2 separate regions of the Mus musculus genome follow, and region 1 is linked to region 2. The links are chromatin loops, found by intact Hi-C in ENCODE. Cell type or tissue: gastrocnemius. All regions are shown on one strand. Each heading gives the region's core, and the rest is flanking DNA. Links, peaks and the distances in the headings are about the cores only.

What was found. Peaks named below come from ENCODE experiments on the same cell type or tissue, not always from the same donor. Only the 100,000 strongest peaks of a DNase experiment are listed, where the experiment ranks them.
Region 1: it touches region 2 in a loop (2.7-fold over the local background); 13 of 42 quality-filtered maps call a loop at or near these places.

What each region holds. Positions count from the first base shown.
Region 1 is chr9:118,067,008-118,075,307 of GRCm38, forward strand. It overlaps Cmc1 (COX assembly mitochondrial protein 1), which reads right to left. Exons shown (of 4, transcript NM_026442.3): 3 at 8,115-8,205. Gm51660 (a long non-coding RNA gene) reads left to right here and starts at 6,644. Exons shown (of 2, transcript XR_003948090.1): 1 at 6,644-6,679; 2 at 7,965-8,300. It also overlaps a transcript of Azi2 not described here. In gastrocnemius, for the core only: no CTCF peak of the experiment used is centred there; a DNase peak (open chromatin) is centred at 3,623.
Region 2 is chr9:118,484,719-118,493,045 of GRCm38, forward strand. Eomes (eomesodermin) reads left to right here. Exons shown (of 6, transcript NM_010136.3): 6 at 1-1,414. The coding sequence ends at 294. Gm33460 (a long non-coding RNA gene) reads right to left here and starts at 5,061. Exons shown (of 5, transcript XR_871343.1): 1 at 4,883-5,061; 2 at 4,366-4,560; 3 at 4,056-4,219; 4 at 2,452-2,623; 5 at 1,526-2,181. In gastrocnemius, for the core only: CTCF peaks have their summits at 3,704 and 5,140 (motif pointing left); DNase peaks (open chromatin) are centred at 2,267, 2,530, 3,161, 3,691 and 2 more places; H3K4me3 peaks cover 2,229 bases.

The DNA.
Region 1 (8,300 bases), core at 1-8,000, 420 kb before region 2:
CTGACAATGGAGTGCTGCTGTGCGTGTAAGACTTTGTGTCCCAGCTTATGATGCACAGCTCAGGTTTCTTGATAACTTGGTGGCCCATTATCAAACATTCAGTTTCCAGTAAGGCCCAATAGCAGGCCGAGAGCTGTCTCTAAGAGGGAGAATAGCTGTATTCAGATGAGAGTAAAGCCTCGCTCCAAATCCCAAAGTCTCCTCTGTCGTTGACCCAAAGTGGCCTGCCAAAGGCTCCAAACAGCATCCCTATCTGCCACTGGTAACTCAGGTACCATGAAGTCTTCTGGATAATATGGTCCAAGTGGTAAAGCAGCCTTCACAGCAGCCTGGACCTGTTGAAGAGCCTCTCCTTCTCCTGTTCCAGATACCACTCAGAGCTGGCAGCTTTTGTGTCACTTGGTAACATACTCAAGTGAGGAATGTGCTGTCTCTAGAATCCAGTTAGGTCCACTAAACATTGGACGTCCTTCTTCAGGGCGGAGAGGCTCAGGTACATTAACTGATCCTTCACCCTGGAAGGAATATCTCTGTATGTACACCCCACACCGTGGGATTAAATGCTCCACTTAGGTAGAAAGCCCTTACATTTGGTTGGATTTATTTCCCATCTTCTAATACACATATGGTTACCAAAAAGTCCATAGTGGCCGCTACCTCCTGCTCACTTGGTCCAATAAGCATAATGTCATTAATATAGTGCTCCAGTGTGATATTTTATATTACAGACATTATGATCGAGATCCCATCACACTAAGTTATGGCACAAGGCTAGGGTTAATATACTATTGAAGTAGAACTATAGAAGTATACTGCTGGTTTTTGGCAACTGAAAGCAAAGTGCTTCTGATAGCCCTTATGGACAGGTACAGAGAAGACGGCATTGCTCGATCAACAGCTGCATACCATGCACCAGGTGATACAATCTGTTCAAGAAAGCACACTTCGTCTGGTACCACAGCTGCAACAGGAACCACTACTTGTGGCAGTTTGAATGAAAAATGGCCCCCATAGGCTCATACATTTGAATGCTAGATCCCTCCTTGGTAGTACTATTTAGGGAAGGATTAGGAGATAAGATGGAAGCTCTCAGCTACTGCTCCAGTACTATGCATGCCTGCCTGCCTGCCTGCCTGCCTGCCCACTTGTGCCATGTTCCCTGCCATGATGGTCACAAACTCACCTCTGGAACTGTAAATGAGGCCCTTAATTAAATGGTTTCTTATATAAGTTGCTTTGGCCCTGGTGTCTCTTCACAACAATAGAAAAGTAATAACTAAGACTCTACTTGACTAAGTTTTTGCAGACAACTGTCAATTCCCACTACCCATCAGTCTTTGGCATTGGCCACATAGAATTAAAGGGAAATGTGATGAAAACCACCACCCTTGAGCCTTTCTAGTCTTTCATAGTGACACCAATGTCTGCCATTCTTCCAGGAACGTGATGCGCTCTATAGTTCATTACTTTCCCTGGTAGAGGCAGTCTACTGGTTTCCATTTGGCCTTTCCAAACATAACAGCTCTCACTCCACAGTTATGGAACCAATGTAAGAATTCTGACAACTTGTATACATTCTGTGACTGGGGATAACCACAGGATGATTCCTAGTAACCCAGGATCCTACTTGAGTTCCATGTCAGCCAAAACACCAGGAGTCACCCACCTTCCGTTAAGTCCATACTTCAACTGGAGGTCCACAATGCTTCTTGGGGTATCCCAATATCAGTGTCAATTCAGAACCTACATCCAATAGACTCTGGAAAGTCTGATTATTTCCTTTCCCCAGTGAACAGTTACCTTTCTAAAAGGCTGTAGGTCCTTGTGGGAAAGGATGAAAGAAAGACAGACAGACAGACAGACAGTAAAACTCTCAGTTATTTCAAATAATGCTGTTGTGCATGGGATAATGATGTCATGTTAAACATAATTGTGACCTGGTTTTGTTTTCATTTGAAAACTAAAAATTACATAAGGAGATGTGATTATGTGTCAGACTGACAACTTGCGATGGCTAACCTAGGTTGTCAACTCATCCACACCGAGAATCCACTAAAATCCAAACAGCTGGGCACACCTGGGAGCCATGTTTCTTGATTGGATCATTTGAGGTCAGAAGACCCACCCTAAGTCTGGGCCACACCATCTGGCTGCAGCGTCTTTCAATGGACATGGAAGAAGGAAGCCTTGCTTTTTGCCTGCTTGCCCTCACTCTCCCTGGCAAGCCCATCTCTCCTCCTGCCGAGGCTTCCTTCACTGGCAGTTGGAACGGACTTCTCCAGAATCCAACAGCGACCAAAGACCAGCGGAGACAGCCAGCCTCGAGGACTGAGCAACTGCTGGCCTTTCTGTCAGGATAGCCTTTGGTGGGCGAGCTTGACCACAGGCTGTAAGCCATTCTAACCTCCTTTTAATGTAAGTAGATGTGTTCTGTCAGTTCTGTTCCTCTGGAGAATACATATGTAAAACAATGTAACAAATTTCAGATCTGAGCTACAGGGTTGAAAACATTTACCTATCCATCAGATCTCTACCATGGTCAACTAGAAGTCCCCACTCTAACTTTACCAAACTCCAAATCTCTTAACTTTTTTTTTGTTTGTTTTGTTTTGATCAGTGTTTTACTGCTAGACAAAACAACAGCTATTCCAACCCCTACCTCCTCCCAATTGTTCTGTCACTATGGCTACCCAAGTGCTACTCAGGGTGATCTTATAGTACACAAAGCAGTTCCCGAGGAAAATATTCATGTTGTAATTTCTATAATAAATGTATTTCATGACTGGCTCCACACATACCTTTTTCTTCTAACACCTCCTGCCCCCGTACTTTGCACCTCTTGAATCTGTGTAGCCTGGCCTAGCCTTCAACTAGCATCAATCCTATCTCACACTTTTGAGTGCTGTGCATGCTGTGATTATAAGCATGCATCGTCATGTTCTACTCTCTGGCATTCTCAAAGCACTTTTGGAGAAAAATCTGAGATTCTAGGCTGAGAAGGCAGAGGGTTCTCTGATCAAGCAAGATGGATGGAATCAGACATGTCCTCCTCTCCAGTGGCTGAGAGCAGAGGGACTCCATGGAGTATGGTCTTTGTGTATCCAAGGGACATCCCCACCCCACTCCCCCACATACCCAACATACCTAGAATGGGCACTGTGGGACACAGGGTACCTTACAATCCTGTGTGACATGCAAAGAATGGTCTCCTGGCCAAGGGAAACTCATATTGGGAGCAGATCTTTAATTTTCATTTCCCATGATAATTCTGGACTGGCCGGCCAAGGCCTTCAGGAGCTGACCTGTTCTGTGTACAGCCTCAACCTGTGGAAACTGGACTTGACTCTCACACTGCTGAGCACATACATCACCTGAGGGAGTCTAGGAAAGGCATCTGCAGTTTCTGGGGGAAACTTGCTTTTCACAGGTATGGACTTAACGAAGGTGTCCTGCTACCGCAGGAGCAGGCGATCCACTGCTCAAACATCGCTTTCCTTCCTGTTAAAGGGCTCTGGTGCCTTTTATAAGGTCACAAAGGAAGCACACACTGGCATTGGCAGTCACCAAGGCAAGGGAAATTTGAGGTTCAGGGAAGAAATTCCAGCTGGCTTGTGACCAGGGTTCTGTGCTCAGGCACTAAGTGCTGAGCAGATGGTCTCCAATACACAGAGCAGTGGTGGCTTGTCACCAGGACTCCACACTGCTCACCAGCTTCCTGTACACCAACAGGAAGGACCATAGTTTCTATCAATGACCAACGGATGAATCGGACTAGGTTAGGATGCTCTTTGGCCTCTGCAGATGCCTACACATCCAGAAACATTCCAGGTTAGAATTCAGGCTGACAGCCTGGACCTGTTCTCCATGGAGAGCACAAATCTGCAGACTGTGTGTGAGGGCCGTTTAGCCACTGAAAGCCTATGTGATGTGGCGGGCTGCGCTTCACTCATCTCAGGGCTTCCTGTCACCCTCGAGGGTGCTGTATAGTAATACAGCAATGGAGGATTTAGATGTGCATGCAGTGTATGGCTTCTGCCCCTGAACTACGACAGAGGTGGGCTTGCATTTTGTGGAAGAAGAGGCATGGGTTCCCTGTCTCAATTCTAACTAACACACTTATTTCCCATCTGCCCAGACAATGTGGATTTGTGTGCTAGTGAAGGCTGTGCCGTGCCAGCCTCCTTCAAGGGTCTGTAGCCCTCTGGGCAGGTAGCTCTCCATTCTCTCAATGTAGCACATGCTGTTCTTAGAGGGAAAGACAGGGCTCAGACCAACTGGTCTGCTCAGCTGGCACTTTTTCTGTGAGGCTCCCTGTATCCTCCTGTTCTCTGTAGGACTCAGTACTCTAGCCAGAGCAGACCCTCCTTTAAGTGAGGCAACTCACTAAACCTCATTAACAACACTATAATCAGGTCCCAGAGGAACCTGGGACAAGTCTCACTCCTTACCTGGAGCTCCTCCCAGCTCTTTTCACTTGCCCCCCATCCTAAACCTCTCCCTCCTGGGGGCTGGGCTTCGCTTCCCCTCCCCTAGTTTCTCTTCCCTATCATAACTTAGCCATTTTGATCATCTCTAGGCTCCTGGCTGGCTCCTCCCCTGGATCTGTCTTGGTCCACTCTCTCCAACAACCCTCCTCTCATGGCCCACTTCCATCTTCTGTGCTCTCCCTCATATCTACAGGAAACCTTCCGACTGTACCAAGGGGCAATCATGTCCTCATTTCTCGTCCACCTTCCACTACAGAGCCTGGAAGCAGCACACCTGTGGCTTCTCCTGAGCTACACTCATTTCTGTTTCTTTAAGTGTGTTTGCTGCTTTAGTTTATCACACGTCTGTAAAATATCTGTGTTCCTACAAAAACATGTTTAAGAGGACGAGACGCTCATCTGAGGCACACTAGGAAACATGACCAGAGGGAGCCTCTCCTCTAAAGTAAAGGGCTCCCTGTAAGGGAAGGTTCTGATACTAATGTCTCGTTCCCTACTAGGTTCGGAATTTGTCACTAAAGAAGGCTGAGAACCAATTACTGGGCAGAGGTACAGATGGGACTTCTGGGTCCCAGGAGGAACAGGCAGAGGCAAGGAAGGAGGGAGGTTTTCCTGCTTTCTGCCATGCTTTGAAGGAAAAGGGACACAGCAACCATGTAAGACCTTGGGGGCAGCTCCGGCCTTCGGCCTTCTCTCCAGGCAGGTGAACAAAGATGTTTGACAGGGACTACGTGGAAAAAGCCACTAAGATTAGGGCAGGAGAAGAAGGAGAGATAATAAATTGGTAAGGGCACACCCTTCCTGGTGGTGGTTATCTGTGCCCCACAACGGTGCCTAGCAGGCAAGTTTTAAAGTAATAAAGCTGTGTGTCATGGCTGAGAGCAATCCGAGCTAAGCCAGGTGGGACAAAAGGGAGCCTGAGGGGCTGGCAGTGCAGCAGCTCCTGGGCAAGGTGGACCTGGGCTTGCCTGTCTGTCTGTCTGTCTGTCTATCTGTCTGTTGCTTTTTACGTTTTGGTTTTTTTTTTTTTTTTTGATTCACCAGGTTTGTTTTAGTACCTACTAATCAATTATTTAAAAATTTACCAAAATTACATTTATATACAAAGTTACTTAATACAGGGACCGTGGTTTTTAAAACGACACACACCAGGTTCTGCAGTTCCTGCCCAGCAGCCACCCGCAGCCGAGACTGCCTCGGAGAAAACCATGCAAACTCTTGGCTTCCTCATCTGTAACTGCAGAGATGGAAGACGGTTTGCGTAGCCTCGTCCTTCCCATGGTAGCGTTCTAAAGCCCTGTGGTTAATCCGCAAGGGACTCACAAGTGTTCTCCTTCAGTTTACTCGCCTAGGACGGCATCACACACTGTGCTCACAGTAGTGCTTCACTGGCTGCAGCCGGAAAAACACAAGAGGGACCAACAGCTTGCCAAAACTAAAATCTCACAACTACCAATTAACAACTTAGGAAAATATTGTGATATTATTTGTCAATACTGTATATAGTAATGTATACAATAAACACATATGGGGGGAGACAAATGCATTCAGTAAAACCTGCTTACGTTCTTCTTTGCTTTATTTTCCTTGACAGGGTCTCACTATGTAGCTCTGGCTGTCTTGGAACTCAGAGGTCAGCCTCCCAAGTACAGGGCTCAAAGGCATGGGACACTACATCTGCATACTGTCATTTAAAGACTTAGAAAAACTAATCTGGGAGGAGTGGCTCCTAAATGTAATTCCAGTCCTCAGGAGGCAAAGGCCAAGTGGACAAGGCCAAACTCAAGGCCATCTTGGGCTCCATAGTAAATTCCAAGATAGCTAGCTACAGCTACACGTCCAGACCCTATCTCAAAACCAATTAACAGAAAGAGCTGAGGAAGTACAATTAAGTACTCATGGAGATGGCACTAAAATGTTGATATAAAAAGAATTGGTTAGGTACGGCCACTTTGGAAATCACAAGGACACTTGCTCAACTAGTGGAACAACTTCTATTCTCTATAGCCAGAAACAGGAAACAACCTAGATGCCCTTCAACTGAAGAGCGTGTGGTTCATTTACACAATGGAATATTACTCAGCTGCTAAAAAAAAAAACAATGACATCATGAAATTTACAAGCAAATGGATGAAACTAGAAAGAACTAATCATCCTGAGTGAGGTAACCCAGACCCAGAAAGACAAACATGGTACGTACTCATTTCTATGGTATATGCTCACTGTAAGGTAAATGGCAATAATACTAAGGCCCACAGACCCAGAGAGGCTAAGTCACAAGGAGGGCTTAAGAGAAGACTGTGAACCTCCCTGGGAAGGGGAACTCGAACTAACATCATGGGTGCAGGGGTGGGGTGGGAGGAGTATGGACAGAGGGAGGGAGAACTGACAACTGGAAGTGGGGGCCTCTAAGGAGTGAGCTACAAACCCAGTGCAATGGAAACCCCCAGAGATCTGCAACACCAGCCAAGGGCCCCAGCAATGCGGGATACAGAACCTGAAATGGCCATGGCCTGTAACCCGGCAAGGCTTCCAGGGGAGGGACTGGAACACCAACCCAGCCACATAGCCATCGACCTACAATGTGCCCTGCCCACAAGATGTGCTGGGGTAAGGGCGGGCACAAAAATTGTGGGAGTAGCTAACCAATGACTGGTCCAGTTGAGACCCATGCCATGAGAACGAGCCCACTCCTGACACTGCCTGACAGGCCAGGAACTAAAGGCTGGAGAGACCTAGGATAGAACCAAACGTGACTGAAAAAAGAAAAGAAAAAAAAAATCAATGAAATGATTCCTAAAATTCTGCTATACTCAGATTGGTGCCTAACCCAGTTGTCGTCAGAGAAGCTCCCTCCAGCAGTTGATAGAAATAGCCAAACATGGGGGCAGAATAAACAACCTGGGCTCCTAGAGGCTCACAGACACAGGAACGACAATCAGGGAGCCTGCATGGGGCTGCCCTGCACATAGGCCCTCTGCACATAGGAGACAGCTGTGTAGCTTGGTCTTCTTGTGGGACCCCAGAAGTGGGAGCAGGGGCTGCCTCTAACACGTATGCCTGCTCCTGGGACCCTTTCCTCCTGTTGGGTTGCCTCCTCCAACCTAAAGACGGGGGAGGTGCCTAGTCTTACTTCAACTTAATATGCCATGTTTGGCTGATAGCCATGGGAAGCCTGCCCTTTTATGATTTAATAAAGCTTCAAAAATTGAAATTTGCTTTTAGAGCTTCCATATCATTTGTTGCAACTTTTCCAGGAGTTGAAACAACAATTCAACAAATTGCCAGGCTGAAAAGTTCCTAGGGATCATCTCGTTCAGTTGCTTTTCAATAGAAGAACTAAAAAGCAGGCTATACTCATTCTATAAACCAACCTGTTGCAGAAAAAGTATTTGTTAAGCCATGTGGAAAATCATAGAGCCAATTCTGCCAAAGATAATGTTTTATTAAATCCCTCCCTAAATGTTTTTCTCTTAGAATAACCTGTAACATACAGATGTCTTACCAGCAACATGAAGAATTTGGTGGGCAGAGGTACAGAACATATTACAGGTAATGAGTTAATAACACCCTCCTACTACACACTTGTGCAGTCACAGACCCACAAGCATTGAGGTGACAACTTACTAAGCAGTTAGACAGTCTTTCAGTGCAGAATTCTCTTTCCGGCATTTTAATACCATAAGGATCCCAGAGTCCTTGCAACATCTGGTAAAATCTGAAATAAAAAAAAATTACATTAACATGATTTTTAAAGTTCTAACAGCCTCTCACTTAGAATCCATTGTCCATAGTGTATACATTCCATGGTGG
Region 2 (8,327 bases), core at 207-8,206:
CCATGGACATCCAGAATGAGCCCACCTGTCTTCCCAGAAGATCAGCTTGCCAAGGAAAAAGTTAAAGAAGAGATTAGTTCCTCCTGGATAGAGACTCCCCCCTCCATCAAGTCTCTAGACTCCAGCGACTCCGGGGTGTACAACAGCGCTTGCAAGAGAAAGCGCCTGTCTCCCAGCACCCCCAGCAATGGAAACTCGCCCCCCATAAAGTGTGAGGACATTAACACTGAAGAGTACAGTAAAGACACCTCCAAAGGCATGGGGGCTTATTATGCTTTTTACACAAGTCCCTAGAGCATTATTTTAACCTTTAACCTTTCCAGATGGACCTGGTGGTGTTTTGTTGTGTTCTTTGCCTAGGTTACCAAAAAGACTTTTGCCTTCCACCTTTGATGTATCCTGTTTTGTGCAATTCTCTGAGAGAAGGCGCCAAAGCTTTGCCACGGCCGCAGGTAACTAAACTGAAGCAGACCTAGCATTGGTTTTAAAGTGACTGGAGGACGCAGGAGTGTTTTTAAAACTGAAAAGGTCGTTCAAGGTGCTGGATTGATTCATTTATGGGAAACGAGAAATGTTCAGAAAAAGCAGGCTATGAAGAACGAGTGCCCGGTGCTATTAAATGAATTTCAAAGACAAGAAAACATGACAGAAAAAAACAAAACAAAACAAACTTTGGCTCTTATTTCTACTCATAAATCTTTAAGCAAACAGCAGCCCAGAGGGTTAAAATATTTTTGCTTCGGGAAGAGAAGGGTTGGACCTTGAGTTAACAGTGGGCTCTTCACAGATATCTTCTGCCAGGGCCTATAGAGGCTGAGCCTGAGAGTCAAGCGGGGAAAACAAACAAACAAACAAACTGATGTTTAAGTGGCTAGCTAGTACTCACTGCCTTCAATTCCTTGCAGAATTTTGGAATAAACCATTTGTTGTAGGGCTGGCTCTGTGTGGCTGGGATGACCTGTAGAAGGCAGGAGGATCAGAAAGAAAGGGAGAAGTTAAGTGTACAATTGTATGTTTAGACACCTTAGAATATTCTGGAATATATTGTACAAATTCAACTGCCTAGGTATCAGATAAAAATAATGTAAATTTGGTGCTTTGGCGTTGTAAAGAATTTGCAAAACCACAACTGCAGTTAAGAGGAGGGATTCATATCTTGGAGATATTCTGTCCACTTCGCTAAGTACTCAGCTGCCTCCGTACTTGCTTCTACACACTTAAGGAAAAACCCTGCTTAATCCTCTTTCCTTGGTCATCCCCACTTCCCCCTTCAGTAAATGTGAAAAAAAAAATTGCAGTATGATGTCACAGTTCCTATAGGCTTTTTAGAGATTCTGAATTTTTATGTACAGTCATAAGTCATTTTTAATAAATGTGGTTCAATAAGGGACCAGGTATAGCTCTGTCTTCTGTACTATGGATTTTATTTATTTAACTGTTTCTTTCTGCCCCCTTTCCAGAGTGAACAGTCTCTCTCTCTCTGTCTCTGTCTCTGTCTCTCTCTCTCTCTCAGTCTCTCTCTCTCTCTCTCTCTCTCTCTCTCTCTCTCTCTCTCACATACACACACACACACACACACACACACCCCTTCCCCCTCCACAGAAGGCTCTATAATCTTTTAACTAGCTACTGATATCGTTGAGTGGTGAGCAGGGAGTGCTTCTGTTTATTTCCCCAACCCCACAGATGAACAGGATCTACTTCCTCGCCCCACTAGGAAGTGTGGACAGTGGGTGTTGGCTGGGGTTGGGGAAGGAGTGTTTGCCCTGGAGATGCAAGATTGTGCTCTGCAGGCTTAATCCTAGCTTCCTATCCTCCCCCCTGGCCCTTAGTCATTTAGTTCTTTTCCTGGGTTTACTTTAGGCGACCAGTTCGTAGACCCACGTAAGCGCCATGGGAACCCCCGTGGCCATTCGAGAGTTCCGGGTCCCTTAAGCACCGCAGCGGCGAGATGTTAGCGCACCCTATTGCGCCCATTTACGGTTTTCCGTGGATGTCCTCGCTCGCCTTACCCTCAGCTAAATTTCATCCAGGACTCAGGATTTGGGCGCGGCAGCCACAAAGAAGTATTCCATTTGTCTGGTACACTGCAGTTCTGCAAACAGCATCTGGACAGCGGTGCATCACGGTTTTAGTTATTAATCCCGGACGGGGAAGGGCACCCCAGGCCCTCACTGAATCCTAGGTGTGCGGAAGACTAAGCAGTTAGGGGAAGAGGGCTCTCCCCGCCCCCTGCCAGACGTCCCGCCGGGCTATCTGCAGACGGCTTAAAGCCCAGCTTGCAAACCCTTGAAGCCCCTTCTCATCCTGGGGTAAAGGTCTAGCTGGGAGGGTCATTTTAACTGCGGAGCGCGGAAATGCAGCTGCTAAGAGGATTAGCTGTGGGGAGGCAAGCAATCAGGCGGGCCCTCCTCCCCTTCTGCGCCCAATTAAGGTTGCCAGAAGATATACCTGAGCTGTGGACAGTCTTTCCCGTCCTCCAAACTTCTGGGACCAGAGCACCGCCACGAACTTGGGGGGCCCACAAACTCCGCATTTCCAAGACTCTTTGGCAAAGCCGCCCCGACTTTTCCCAGAATGCCAGGTGTGTGTAGTCTCTAGAGATTTGCTTTTTAATGTGTTCCTGTGGGCAGGGGATTTGGGAGAAAGACGTATAGTTGGCCCAACCTAGTCAGTACCAACTTACTGCACCCACGTCCAACGGTTGGTGTATCTGGAGTGTCAAATGATGCTCTGCTGTTTCTGTCTTAAAAAAAAGAAAAGAAGAAAAAAAAAAAAAGAAAGAAAGAAAATGCTAATCGCACGCCGGGATAAAGAGGACTCTGGCCCTAGTCTATTTCAAGTCTTGTATATTTTTGCACCGTACAGTAAAAAGAATCCGGTACTTGTGAAAAGTCCCTCACAGTGTTTAATAGAAACGTAAATGGCTGAGTGGCCCCAATTAACACCTTGTGATAAGGCATTCCTAAGATGGAGTGTCAGACACCAAATTGTGAAGAGATGTATCTAATTAATCCTCCTAGGATGACACCGATAAACAAGCCTCCATTTAAATAAAGATCAAGGTCTGGGAACCCGGCCGGCTTGTTTACACTCCCCACCCGGGCCCTGCGCGCTTTTGCGCGGGCACAGGGCCGTTCGCCGGCGCGAGGCTGAAAGAGCGGCTGGGGGTGAGTGGAGGAGTCTGCCGGGTCGCCCAAGTTCGCTTGTCCTCAGCTCTTGCTATAAACAAAAACATTCACTTAAACAGACAAACTGAACCGGACGAGTAAAACTCGGCACAAACCCAAAAAGATTCGTGGTTGGAAATATGTATTCGTCGCTAAACAGTCTGGTTTTCTAGATAAAAAGGAAAGGTATAAAAAAGCGCGTCAGCAATCCCCGTATTCCTTGTTTTACTTTGGGGGAAACTCGGACCAGGACCTCCCTCCCTCGCTCGCTCCCTCCCTCATCCCGGCGCAGGTTACTTCTCGGTGGATGCAGGTTTTCTATGCCTCGGTGCAAAGGTCAAGAATTACTGGGTGGAGGGTTGTGCCCCTGAGCGTGGGCGGGAGGATACTTCCGATACCTGGAAGGAAAACCGGGGAAGGCGGGAAGAACCCCAAAAGAGTTTGGGGTCCAAAGGGAAAGCTGCTGGTCAGTTGACCTTCATCTTGACCGGTGTTCCGGCTGCGGTTGGAGCGGGCTCACCGCTGTAATTTATGACTCAACCTCAAGGGGTGCTGATGCTCCAAATTTCCTGTTAGTCTGACCCTGTTTCCCTCCTTTCTAACTAAGCTTTAAAGCCGGAATGAAGAAGGCGGGAGGCTCAAACCCGAGTAGAGGGTGGGTGTGGGGGGAAGACATGCAACAGAGGCAGAGGGAGGGAAGGAGGGAGAAAGGGAGGGAGGGAGGAGGAGACAGAGAGAGAGACAGACAGAGAGAGAAAAAGAGAGGCAGAGAGGGAGAGAGAAGAGAGAGAGAGAGAGAGAGAGAGAGAGAGAGAGAGAGAGAGAGAGAGATCCCTGCAGGTGTCTTGGAAATGCTGGCGAATGGAAAAGTCCCAGATACTCTACCCACATTCTGCCGCCGGTAGGGACACTAACTTCCTGGCTTTAAAGTCCTGGCTGTTTACACTTTCGGACGTTGCTTCCACATGCTTCCTGGGACGCGCCTCCGATTGTCCTCCACTCCGCTGTGTTCAGATTTCAAAAATCACGCTTTCACCCGGTGGAGATTTCTAAACAACCAGACGAATTTTAAAATCGCACTTGAAAAGAACAAACAAACAAAAAGCAAAAAAACAAAACAAAAAACAAACAAACAAAACCCTATTGTTGCTGCACCCGAAGGAACCCCTCCACACTCCCAGCCACACCCTCATACCTCAAGTTTGGAATTTCAGACAACAGCTTGAGACTGACTTGAGAGGACCCGTCCTGCTGTGGTCCATGAGGCTAACCGGATCCCTTCCCGCCTGCGCAGACACCAGGCGGGCTCGCTCCGGGCTTGCATCAGGGCCGCCTGGGCGAGCCCAAGGTGGGCTTCATTTCTTCAGCGCTCAAGCTAAGCGATCACAGTCTGAAAGTGTGAAGTGGCAGACACCTTCTTTTCACTTTGCTTTTTTCTTCCTTCCTTCCTTTCTTTTTTTTTTTTTTTTTTTTTTTTTTTTTTTTTTTGAGACAGGGCCTCGAGCAGCCCTGCTTGTCTTTTAACTCGGCTGGGGCTTGGGGCGGGGTGGGGGGTTTAACTGAGGATGACTCTGAACCCTTCATCTTCCTGCTTCTCATTTTTTGAGACAGGTTCTCACACTAGGCTGGTCTCAAAGTCAAGGTCATCCCCCTCCTCACTTCCGGTATGCTGAGATTACAAGGGTGAGCCACCTCGGGGGAACCTCACACACCTCTTTGGTCCTGTGCATGGAGCACACTCATGCAGCTCTCCAAGAGAAAAGTTGGGTCCCCAGAGTACTCAGTGCCAGATGAAGCTCTGCCGCCGATGCCCGCCAGGGTAGCTGTTTATTTTAGGCAGCACTCACACCCCTAACCCTTTCAAACACCCAAAACGTGCGTTTACAAAGCCGGGTCTCGGGGTGTGGATGACTTCCCAAAGCTCCCTGCCTGGGCCGCTCTGCTTCCAGCCGCGGGTGCTCTCCGCCATCTGGTGGCCACAGCGAGTAACTCTCCCAGCTAAAAAACAAACCGATTTCTTCCCACTAGACAGAGGGCAAACCCCGTGTAGGTATCTTTGTTCATCCCAGCTTACAGTAGCTTACATGCTTCTTAGAATAGGGAAGGAGCCCGTGATTTAGACCCTTACACCAGTTTTCTTGGCTGCAATGTCTGCCGCTCAGGTTTGTTTCCTCATGCAAGGGTGACACGGAAGGGTTTGTCTGTAGCTAGGCTGGCCTCAGACTATTCTTGGACTGCCTCTGCTGCCTGAGTGCTGGGGTTAAAGGCAGGCATCACCGTGCCTGGGTTAAATTCCTAGTTTGTTTTACAGCAATGATCGTTATTGCATGTTAACTGAACATACTAGGGGACTTCACTAGTTCATTTCCAAACATACACTTCAGTCATGCCATCCTCCCAACTACATTTTATCCCCATCTCTCACCCACATACTCCTTCCCAAAGATCCCTGTACCATCCGGGTCATTTTCTTTGCTCCTAGTCCTAGTTCCTGCATGTGAGAAGAAACTTGAAACATTGTCTTTCTGTATCTGGTTTATTTTTCTCCAGACGATGACCTCTAGTTCCAACCCTGTAAATGGCACGCTTCCTTCTCCATGCCTGAGTAATTCCATGTTGTGTAAACACACCATATTTTCTTTATTAGCTAATCTGTTGATGGACACCTAAGCTGACCCACGGCTTGGCTACTGTCAGTAGAGCAGCAATAGCTGCAGGTGTACGTGTGTCTCTATTTTATATATCTCTAGTTTGAAAAAGGATTATTTTTTGTTTCTAAGTGCATGCCCCCACATACCCATGTATACTGTGTGCATGCCTAGAAGATAGCATCAGATCCCTGGGAGCTGCAGTTACAGGTGTTTGTGAGCCATCTGATATGGACACTGGGAACAGAACTGGGTTCTATGCCAAGAGCTGCAAGCACACTTAACCACTAAAGAAACTATTGCAGCTCCCCAGCTGCCTTAGTCAGGGTTTCTATTCCTGCACAAACATCATGACCAAGAAGCAAGTTGGGGAGGAAAGGGTTTATTCGGCTTACACTTCCATACTGCTGTTCATCACCAAGGAAGTCAGGACTGGAACTCAAGCAGGTCAGAAAGCAGGAGCCGATGCAGAGGCCATGGAAGGATGTTCTTTCCTGGCTTGCCTCCCCTGGCTTGCTCAGCCTGCTCTCTTATAGAACCCAAGACTAGCAGCCCAGAGATGGTCCCACCCACAAGGGGCCTTTCCCCCTTGATCACTAATTGAGAAAATGCCTTAGAGTTGGATCTCATGGAGGCATTTCCTCAACTGAAGCTCCTTTCTCTGTGATAACCCCAGCTGTGTCAAGTTGACACAAAACTAGCCAGTACACCAGCCAATGTAACTTTTTATGAATGTAAGATCATGTACAGTTAGACACCTTCTGAGTCCCTCTGCTTCAGAACTACTGTTATGAACATCGTATAAAGGGAAGTTACAAAGAAGAATCCCATTCTGGTGTTTGAAAACCTTATCATCCCACCCCACACCCTTTAATGCAGGCATGTCCCACTGCAGGAGCTCCCCACCTGCCTGGGTTTCAGAATTGCTTTAAGAAGCGTTTTCATAATGGAGTGTATTTACAACTTAGGCGCAAAGCAGAGAGTGACTGACAAACTGCATGGTAATCGGAAATTTTATCATCCCAATGTTTTCCCTTGAAAGCAGTCTTCTCTCAGGCTCTGAATCTTTTGGATATCTGTGTTTGATGGGTGCTCCTGTAAGCTTTCTTACAATCGTGCATATTTGCATCTCATGACTAGAGAGAGAATATGGGGGAAATAAAACTGTAAGCCTGGTACTTCCGAGCTTTAGCAATCCCAACGGCTCTTACAGATTTGTTTCTAACACGGAATGAACACTGGCTCCAAATGAACAGTATAGAGAAAGTGCCTATGATGGTTGGCTTTCATTGTCAGTTTGGTACAGTCTAGAATCACCTGGGAAGAAAGTCTCAGTGAGGGACATTAGGTTGGCCTGTGGGCAAGTCTGTGGGTGAAGTGTCTTTATTAAGCTTACCGATAAGAGACAACCCAGCCCATTGTGGGCAGCATCATTCCCTAGCAGCCGCCTCCCCTCCATCCCCCACAAAACTGTATGGGAGTAGAGAAACAGAGCTGAGCACAAGCAAGCAAGTGAACACCCATACATTTAGTTCTCTCTACTCTTGACAGTATGTGATGTGACCAGGCCACTCAAGCTCCTGCCCCTGTGACTTTTCCACAAGTAATGAACTATAACCTGGAGTTGTAAGCTACAATAAACTCTTTCTCCTGTAGAGAGAAAGATTCTGAGATAGAGCCAAGAGGGAGATTTGTCCCAGAAAATGTGAGGAGCTAGACACATGGTACCTGACCACAGGTAACCAGACTTGTGGCAGAATGTAGGCTAAAATAAGTGGGATATTTTAAGTTAGGTCTAGCCATAGAAGAGCCTAGCCATATGGCCAAAGTATATGTAAGTATGTTTTGAGTCTGAGTCTTATTTCTGGGAGCATGGGACTGGGAGAAAGAACTGGATCTAACTTCTACATTCTCCCTTGAATTGCTTTATGACAGGGTATTTTATCAGATATGTAACTACTACGATAGGCTCAATTCCCAACACCCACATGGCAGCTCACAGCCATCTGTATCTCTAGTACCAGGGGATCCAACACCTTCTTTTGGCCTCCCCAGGCACTAGGCAAGCACATGGCATATGCAGGCAAAACATAGTATTAAAAAAAATAAAATCAAGCCAGGAGTGGTAGGGCACACCTTAATCCTAGCACTCAGGAGGCTGAAGTAGATGGATCTCTGTGAGTTGGAGGCTAGCTGGTCTACATATCAGTTCCAAGCTATCCAGAGCTACGTAAGTCAGGCTCTGAAGAGACAGAGAAAGACAGATACACAGAGACAGAGAGAAACAAAAAGGGAGACAGAGATAGAGAAAGACAGAGACAGACACACACAGAAAGATGGAGAGAGAGAGACAGAAAGACAGAGACCGACACACAGAGAAAAAAGAGAGACAAATACACACACAGAAGCAGAGAGAAAGACAGACAGAGAAAAGACAGACATATAGACAGACACATACGCACGCACGCGCGCACACACACACACATACACACACACACACAGAGAGAGA